Regions from separate parts of the Homo sapiens genome. Here region 1 is linked to region 2. Evidence: chromatin loops called from intact Hi-C (ENCODE). Cell type or tissue: PC-3. All regions are shown on one strand.

Evidence for each region. Hi-C counts contacts between places; a loop is a spot of excess contacts. Peaks named below come from ENCODE experiments on the same cell type or tissue, not always from the same donor. Only the 100,000 strongest peaks of a DNase experiment are listed, where the experiment ranks them.
Region 1: a loop joins it to region 2, with 5 times the contacts of the local background. A loop is called at or near these places in 2 of 110 quality-filtered maps.

Annotation. Positions count from the first base shown.
Region 1 is chr10:55,987,257-55,992,256 of GRCh38, forward strand. No RefSeq gene overlaps it. Among named protein-coding and RNA genes, the nearest start is that of ZWINT, 370 kb to the right of the region's middle. In PC-3, CTCF peaks have their summits at 2,126 and 2,336; no DNase peak of the experiment used is centred here.
Region 2 is chr10:56,344,475-56,349,474 of GRCh38, forward strand. No RefSeq gene overlaps it. Among named protein-coding and RNA genes, the nearest start is that of ZWINT, 14 kb to the right of the region's middle. In PC-3, no CTCF peak of the experiment used is centred here; a DNase peak (open chromatin) is centred at 2,647.

The sequences.
Region 1 (5,000 bases), 360 kb before region 2:
TTCTGCAAGACCACTGTTTTCTGGATACCAAAACCTGGCAGACATACAACAACAACAACAAAAATAAAACTTCAGGCTCATATCCTTGATGAACATCGATGCAAATATCCTCAGCAAAATTCTGACAAACTGAATCGAGCAGCAATCAAAAAGCTTATCCGCTACCTCATCAAGTAGGCTTCATCCTCGGGATGCAAGTTTCATTCAACAAACGCGAATCAATAAATGTGATTCATCACACAAAAGAACTAAAGCAAAAACCACATGATTATCTCAATAGATGCAGAAAAGGCTTTCAATAATATTCAACACTCTTCATGTTAAAAACTCTCAATAAACTAGGTATTGAAGGAACAAAGCTCAAAATAATAAGAGCCATTTATGACAAACCCACATCCAACATCACACTGAAGAGGCAAAAGCTGGAAGCATTCCCTTTGAAAACTGGCACAAAATAAGGATGCCCTCTCTCACCACTCCTATTCAATGCAGTATTGGAAGTCCTGGCCAGGGCAGTCAGTCAAGATAATGAAATAAAGTTCATCCAAATAGGAAGAGAGGAAGTCAAACTTCCTGCTTGCAGATAACATGATCCTATATCTAGAAAACCTCCTATTCTCAGCCCCAAAACTCCTTAAGCTGATAACCAACTTCAGCAAAGTCTCAGGATACAAAATCAATGTGCAAAAATTACTAATGTTCCTATACACCAACAAGAGTCAAGCCGAGAGCCAAATCAGGAAGGCAATCTAACTCACAACTGCCACAAAAAGAATAAAATATCTAGGAATACAGCTAACCAGGGAGGTGAAAGATCTTTACAAGGAGAATTACAAACCACTACTCAAAGAAATCAGAGCTGACACAAACAAATGAAAAAATATTCCATGCTCATGGATAGGAAAAATCAATACATAAAAATGGCCATACTGCTCATTTGTTTTTATCGTGTGTATTTGTGTATATGCACGTGCCTGTGGTGTTTCAGATGAAAAACACATGTTCATGAAAGTGTTCCTTGTGTAAAACACTCAGGAACTAAGTAAGGAATATGCAAGAAGCAACTGATTTTCTACTAATTATATGAAACATTTCTCTCCCACTTTGTTCGTCCTTCAATTATAGAAATTTGTACTACAGCCTGGCACTTGGTTATATAAGGTCATTTACAGGCATTAATCATTGGGGCAGTGAAAATACTACAGATATTTACAGGCTGGGAATGGGTGAGCATCAAACAATCAGAACAAATGCCTATCAGAGTGAGCTTACATTCTTACAATGAAATGGAGCTACCAGCTGTGTATCAGTCACACTGGGGTAGCTTTAGGAGACTGAAGTTAGAATCTTTTACTAAATCCAAATGATGACATTGCTGAAACTGTTTTTGAAGTAAATTACATGTATTGGGAAATAAAATATTTGAGTATCCAGGTAACTCAATAAGAGTTTTGATGTTCACATTTGGTTGTGTTTTCATTTTTCTTTAGATATTTCAACTATTTGCTACATTTGCTACATAGAAATTAAACCTACCTAAAAACATCACATCATCAACAACTACGAGAGAGAATGAGAGAGAAAGGGTAAATGTGGTATAAATCTTTTAAAGAGAAAGAGTATTAGACAGAAAGACACAGAAAAGCACACTGAAGAAAATCCTAGTATAAAAACAATAATTGTATTTAAAAACTGGTACTTAAAAAACATATAAGCCCTAGGCATAAAATGAACACACAAATCTAGGCTGATGCCAAGTTTCTAGTCATTTGTGCATTATTAGAAATACCCTTATATGCATTTTATTTACATACTTGAACTATATTGTCAAATTAGATGATGAAAAGGATAGACTATATTGGTGAAGGGTTTATCTGAAAACAAAGGATATTTTCTCCTTTATGGCAGATCCCTTGGTCTCTGCAGCATTGCTCCGACAGCTCCATTAACCTTTGTTCTTTGCGCATTTGTGGACTTTGAATTTGCTTGAATTCACATCAATCATAGTTAAAAAATAAAACAAACAAAAAGTTACAGTTATTTAGTCTGATAAAAAGGTATCCTTTTGAAGAAAACTACGTTGAGAATAAATCTTGAAATGCATTAACCTTTCCACTAGAGGGACAGGTGTTATCAGAAAATACCTTCATTTTTATATACCATATTTTCCTTAATAGATACTGTTTGGATGAAAAACTGAATAGTGTTTACCAAAATACATCTAAAGTCTTGAGTATATCTGAGCATTTTTAGTCATCTTTATTAACACTCAGTTTTTGAGGCCACTTTTTACATTACAGCTTTTGGTTACTCTTCAAAAATCACTCATCTACTTGAGTTGAGGAGTCAATAAAGAAGGATAACATGGAGAATGTACAAGACAATGCAGATAACAAAGAAAACTGAAGGGAAAAATAAATGCAAAGATACTTTTGGTAGGTATTTTTATATAGAAGAAAATGAATAAAGGATGGGAGAATGACATTATTCAAATAGCTGAGACAATTGGGTTAAAGAGACTTTAAAAAATAAGTGAGTTTATTTACATATAACGAACCAAATACAGCAGGCTGCTACAGCTAAAGACTGGACAAATTATTCTATTTAATATTTTTCTAAGTGGCATCACTAAATACTGATTTTTGGCATTTAATAACAGCTGCTTAATGCTAAATTATACATATGATATATTCATATATTAATGTAATATGCAAATGTGCATATCTGTACACGTGAATATTTCAAATTAATTTCATATAAAATTACCTCTTGATTTGTAATTACAGTAAAGACAAATCAATTAATTAAGGTATATTTTTAATACATTGTTTCATTTCTTTGTTTCTCTTCCAAACTCTACCTTGCCTCACTTTATGTTTATTCTTATTTATTAAAAAAAATTTGCAACTGTGTGAACATATTTTCTCAAGATATTTTGATTTTTCACTATTAAAATTTCTCAGTTTTGAAGGAAAGAAAAACAAACTGCTTATTTAAGAAGATACATTTTATAAATATATATTCCAATATACATAAAATAAATATATATATATTTTTTCTCCCAAACTCATTATATCTTTCTACATTTAGAGGTTTCTGTATCTCATACTTGTGATACCAATTTTATGCAGACTAACTTTTTACTAATTATTTTCTTAATTTTAATTTTATTTCTTCTCACCTCCTCTCTGTGACTGCATTTCTAAATCATCATCATCACCACCACCAACACTACTATCACCTACACCATCATCATTGTCATCAACAATAACAGTTTACATTTATAATGTTTAAACATGTCTAGGCAGTTTAGTAAGTGGTCTAGCATGTGATAGCTTATTTAATAATTCCCACAAAACAAGTGGTAGTCAATATATTTATCTGTAGTATATAGATTAGTGTAATGAGTTTACCAAAAATTTGTTCATCTCCTCAGTTAATAGATATTTAGATTGTTTCCTGTTTGAGGATGTTCTATATGATGCTACCATAAATATTTACATACAGGTCTTGAGTGTTCATTTTCTGGGGTAAACACTAGAGAAAGGTATAGCTAGATTTTTTAGAGTTTATCTAATTATATAGTAAATTGCCAGGGTGTTTTCCAAATGATCTGTTTTACATTCCCTCAAGAAATTTATTAGGATGCTATAAGTTCAAATTCTTGTTTGTAATTGATATCATAATTGATATTGTCAGTCTTCTCAATTTGGCCATTCCAGTGAGCATAAAGTGGCATGTCATAGGTTTTAAATTTTAACTCAGTGAATGACTAAGGTGTTGAATGTCTTTTAATGCGTGTTTTTTTGACATCTGTCTCTTTGCTTTGGAGAAGTGTTTATTTAAATATTTTGATTGTTTTTACTTATTTTTTATTGTTAATTTATAAAAGTTGTTTACCTAATTAGGATACAAGGCCTTTATTAAATATGTGTTTTACAAATATTTCTCACAGACTATGGCTTGTCTTTTCACTTTTTAACGCTGTCTTAGGAAAAATAATCGTCTTTCATTTTGCTGAAGCTATATGATGAGTGCTTTATGTATCCTAAAAAATCTATGCATCTCAAGGTCAAAATTATTTTCTCCCATGTTTCTGCAATCAGACCTTATAGTTTTATCTCTTATACTTAGGTTTGCGATCTATTTTGAATTAAGTTATGCATATGGAACGTATTTCTTCTTTTTTTGCATATGAATGTTGTTTCCACCTCCATTCCCCTTTGAATTACCTTGTCATTTTGTGAAAGTCAATTGCCTATATGAAAACTGTCTGTATGAAAACTCTGTATCTATCATTTATCAACTCTTTACCTATTTTTTTAACTCTTTACCTATCTATAATTACACAAATTCCACATAATCTTGGTTACTGTAGCCATATAATAGGCATTTAAATCAATTAGTTTGATTCCTGTATTTTTTTGCTTTTAAAAAATTGCCTTGGCTGTTTTATGCCATCTATGTTTTCATATGCACTTTAGAATCAAGTTTAATTTCTATGAAGTAACCTGCTGGACTTTTTTTTTTTTTTTTTTTTTTTGGACTGTGTTGAATCTATGTCAGTTTGGGGAGAATTGGTATCTTAATATTGAGTCTTCTCTTTAATTACCTGTATTCCTCTGTTTCTTTAGGTCTTCTTTTAACAATATGTTTGTACATTGTAATGAAGTGAGCTTGGATATATTTGTTTCTAGCTATCCCTAAATGTTTTACCTTTTAAAATGATATTGTGTTATCTATATTGTTACAAAATTGGTTTTTATATATTAACATTGTATCCTGAGATCTTATTAAATTCAAACCTCAGTATTAGTAGTTTATGTATTTTTTTTGGATGATCTCTTTATACAGCTATGCATTTTAGAATAAAGAACATTTTGTTTTTTCTTTTCCCATCTGTTTATGTTTTTTAATTGTTTATTCTATTTCTATTCTTATTTCTATGTATATATATATTTTTTTCTTTCCCTTGCCTTATCGCACTAAGGGCCTCCGGT
Region 2 (5,000 bases):
TAAGACCTCATCGCCAAAAAAAAAAAAAAAAAAAAAAAAGAAAAGAAAAGAAAAGAAGCTACAATCAGAAGAGCGTGCTATTAAAGGCAGACATCTTAATCAATGAAAAGAAAAATACAGACCACAGGGGGAGAAAAACAAAAAACCTTTGCATATATGGCCAAATTATTTTAGACAAGAGCATTAAAACCATTCAATGAGGAAAGGATTTGTCTTTTCAACAGATGGTACTAGGAGAAGTGAATATTTACATGCAAAATAATTAACTCTTACCTTATGCCATATGCAAAAATTAACTCAAAAATGGATCAAAGACCTAAATTTAAGAAATAAAACAGGATACTTTTGGAAGAATACATAGAGGGAAACTTTATTGCATTTGATTTTGCAAAGAGTTTATTCGGTATTACACTAAAAGTAAGGCAACAAAAGAAAAATGTAGACATATTAAGCTTCTTCAAAATTTAAAAATTTTGTTTATTAATGATGTAATTAATGAAGTCAATAGATAACCCACAGAAGGGGAGAAAGTATTTACTGTCATGTTTAATAAAATATTAATATTCAGAATATATATAGAAATCCTACAACTGAAAAACAAAAACAAACTCAATGAAAATATGAGCAAAGGACTTGAACAGATATTTTTTTCAAGAAATGAACATCACTTATGGAAAAGGAAATGCAAATCGAAACCACAACGAGGTATCACTTCACACCCATTAGGCTTATTATTATCAAAATAACAAAAAATAACAAGTGTTAATGAGAATGTGGATTTATTGCAATTCTTGTACACTTCTGGTGGGAATCTAAAATGGTACCTCCACTGTAGACAATAGTATTAAATTTAGAATTTCCATATGATCCAGCAATTTCACTTTGGAGCATATACTCAAAATAATTCAAAGCAGGGACTCACACAGATATTTGTATACCATAGGCACAGCAGCACCAAAAGGTGGATGAAAGGCTAAACAAAATATGATATATACACACAATGTATTATTTTTAACCTTAAAAAATAAGGAAATTCTGTGACATGCTACAACATGGATGAACCTTGAGGACATAATGCTAAATGAAATAATGTAGGCACAAAAAACCAAGCATTGTATGATTCTACTTTTATAAGATACCTAGAACAGTCAAATTCCTAGAAATTGGATGGTAGTTGCCAGTGCCTAGAGGAGAAAGGAATGACGTGCTAAGTTTAATGTGTATGAAGTTTCAATTTGTGAAGATGATCATAGTTCTGGGGCTGGATGGTGATGATTGCTCTATAACAATGTGAATGCACATAATGCCACTGAACTGTGCACTTAAAAATAGTTAAAATGTAAGTTTTGGTAATATTTTGTTCAAATATATAAATATATACCAAATATATTTCTGCAATAAAAAATGCATCTATATCTTTTAGAATGTCACACCGTTGTTGGGAATGAGACACCCTTACTCATTTGGAGATCACTGCGAAAGCCCCATCCATCTATCCTTATACATTTCCAGTTTTGAATGTAACCTGACAGAGTGCCTGATGAATTCAGTCCATGCCACTGACATATAGGTTAAAAAGTATAAGAAGAACAAACATCATCATACATTGCAAAGAAATAACTTTTGGATACCTATTATGCAATAGCTGCTGTATTTGGCAGTAATAATAAATAGAAAAAGAAGACAAAGTTTTATCACTAAATTAGAAATGTAAATAATACTTACAATAAAATTTGGTGAGTGCTAAACAGATTGTATGCTCAGGTGCAGTGGAAATCTTGACACTCTGTCCTGAGATATGCTGAAGACAATTGATAAATACATTTTTTTTAAGGATTTGTCAAAGTGATAAAATTTATTTTGTATTTTTAAGATAAACATTATAAAGTTGTGATAGTTTCCCTATCTATAAAACATCTTCTGATTGCTGATACATATCTATCCCATTAAATTGTTATAAAAACAACTAAGGAAAATAATGGATATGTACAGTATCAATTAGGAAGAGATACAATCAAAACATTTCTTATCAAAAGGTTTTTTTGCAATGCACTGCTAACAGTTATTGCTATGGCAACTCAATTATCTTGAAATATTCAGATTACACTGAAACATCATACTATTGAAAATCAACATTTTCACTTTTATTATTTATCATACTTTTAATATAAAAATAACACTTGTTTGAGATTCCTTTGTTCAATTTTTCTAAAAGATAATATTAGAAAATATTGTCTATAGGTAAACAGAGTATTCAAGAACAATGAGTTTAGGGAAAAAAATAAGGAAAACCATCCCTAAACCTCACCATCCTATACAGAAATTTGAAATTTGAAAGCAGGTAAAAGTAAATCACTGTAGAGTCTTTAATATAAACTTTACATTTCATACATGAAAGCTTCAAGAGGAGGACCCAAAACAACAACATTGAATCAAAATACTACAAGTTTTTTTTTAAACAAATTTTAGAACCATTTATGATGGTGGTTCACTCACCTTCTCATAGGTTCTTCAAGGTGCAGGAAACTGACAAACAGGTAAGAGATAGTCATGCAAGTGATATGAGAGGAAAAAAGGGGTGGCACAAATGCTGATATAAATGTGTATAATTAAATGACTCATAGCAGGAAAAATGCAGCAACTGAGTAAACACATTTCCCAAAGAAACTACAAGAACAAAATATTCTAAACTCACAGTGACAATTAGAAGTTTCACTGATTTACATACTGGTTGAAGCTGAGCATATTATAAACCTACCAAACAAAACTTTTATCTGGTCAGGGATCAAAGAATTCATTAGTCATGGTAAGACTCATGTTAAGAGAGTTTATAAACATTGGGTATCCTTCAAAATGATTCAAACTGTTTAGTCTTCCTAAGAACATAAGAATATTTTGACATACCATATATTTTAAACCATAAATAGCTCAGCAATCAATTTCTCAAATCAGATATGTCTTGGGGTTTAAGCACAGAATATTTGAGATTGAAGGAATAGTGAGTAAAGCACTATATGGTAACACACTTTTGCATCTTTGATGTGGGAAATGGAGAATTTAATACAACTACCATCCCTTCCTTTGACAAAAATCCCTCTTAAAGTGGAAATTTCAGTTTAAAATTTTGTGTGCCTACAATTTTTTTTTATACTGAAGATAAAGATCTTTCAAAGAGTAGCTTTTCCTAGCCCAACACATGTTTAATTATTATCAACAATAGTTGAAGAGATTTTCCTGAAATATTGGCTTAGGGAAATCAGGATAGTGTTCAGAACGTTTAAACTCTCTGATATCACAACCTCAATATTTCAGTGACTTCATATAATCATAATGTTGTTTTTTTTTGTTTCCCACGCCTCGCTCAGAGTAATCCAACACAGTTATCCTTACTTAAACCATTTTCTTCCAAGTGACAAGGATCCAGGCTCTCTCCATTTTGTGACTCTACCTTCCTCATGCTCCTCAGTGTCCTGTCCATTTAGTCAGTAGACAGAAAAAGAATGGAAGACGGGGTGTGGGAGGATTTCACGAGCTGTACTTGAAAGTGGTATATATCATTTCTTCCCACACTCTTTTAGCTATAATCCAGTCATATGGCTTCATCTAATCCCAAAGGAGGATAGGGACTGTCACTGAGCTTTGTGTTTGGTGAACAGCCAGTAAATTGGGCAATTTATCTCTTCATAGATAAGGATTTCTATTTTCTGAGTTTATTTCTTGTGAGAACAAAACAAGATTTTATACTCACTTTATCTAACATTATCTGCTTTTCAGGCCTGTGTGTGTGAGCGTGAGCATGTATGAGTTTAATAAAAATATTACTTTGCCAAAACACTCTAAAGCAGAAGTTTGTTTTCATTCTACCATTACTATCTTTTCGGCATCATCTTTCTGCCTCAGGGTGCACATCTTTTTTGACTTCAGAGTTAGGCCAGAACACAGTGCTCCCATCACTATATTACACCCGGTTCTTCCTAGTATAACAGTACTTTAAACTCCTTTCTAGATGTCCAGTCCTCTTCAGAACGTACATGTCTGTTGTTGCATAATTTTAAGTATCATCTTGTGACTTGTTAATATGCTAAAGCCTTAATGAGAAATAGTATAAAGTTTCTCAGAAAATGGTCCCTAAATCCACTACATCAGAATCACCTGAGGTATTTGTTAACTTTTGAAAATCTAAACCAGGAATTGAGAATTGCAATCTCCTAGAGATGACTGAAACCTGCGTTTAAAAAACCACTTCCAAGTGGCTCTATTGCACATCAAATTTTAAGAACTAAAAGCTCAGTGGTACTATCTTCCAAGATAACACATTTCGATTATTACAGTGACCTTCATATAATTTCATATAACCACATAACAAATGTTATATAGACTTCAACTGAGATCAAATAAAACAAGGACACTGTTCTCCTCACAAAACTTTAATATTATTCAACTAAGACAAACACCCAAGAGACAAACATCTCTTGAATTCAAAGACAGCACGAAATGTGAATGCTGCTCCTAATACAAAATTTAAAAATGAACAAGGCTGTCATTTAGATTCTTTACAAATAAACAGGAAACTCAGGTAAAAAAATAGCAAACGGCTGATAGCAATCAGAACTGCAACTAAGTTAGATGAGTTTCCTGTAGCTTCCAGGTGTCTTTATAATTGAAATAAATGACTCCTTAAAAAAAAGCAAAATAAATTAAATTATGAAGAGAAGGATGCCTGACAACAGTTTAGAATATGTGTAAATGCATATATATTTTTAATGCATTTGACACTTCAAGATGCCTAGCTAGATAAACCAAACCAGGTCATCAGCTTTATACTACGTTTACAAGATAAAAATTAATATTTTTAACAGAAAGTATTATTTTATCGTAAAGTACTTTAATAAAGATGTTTTTCTTAATACCTTTCTTATTGGAAACTAAGTTTTCTAGAGATACATAAAATGCAATGCAAAGGCCCAAATCATTTCATTATTTAAATATAAAACAAAAGG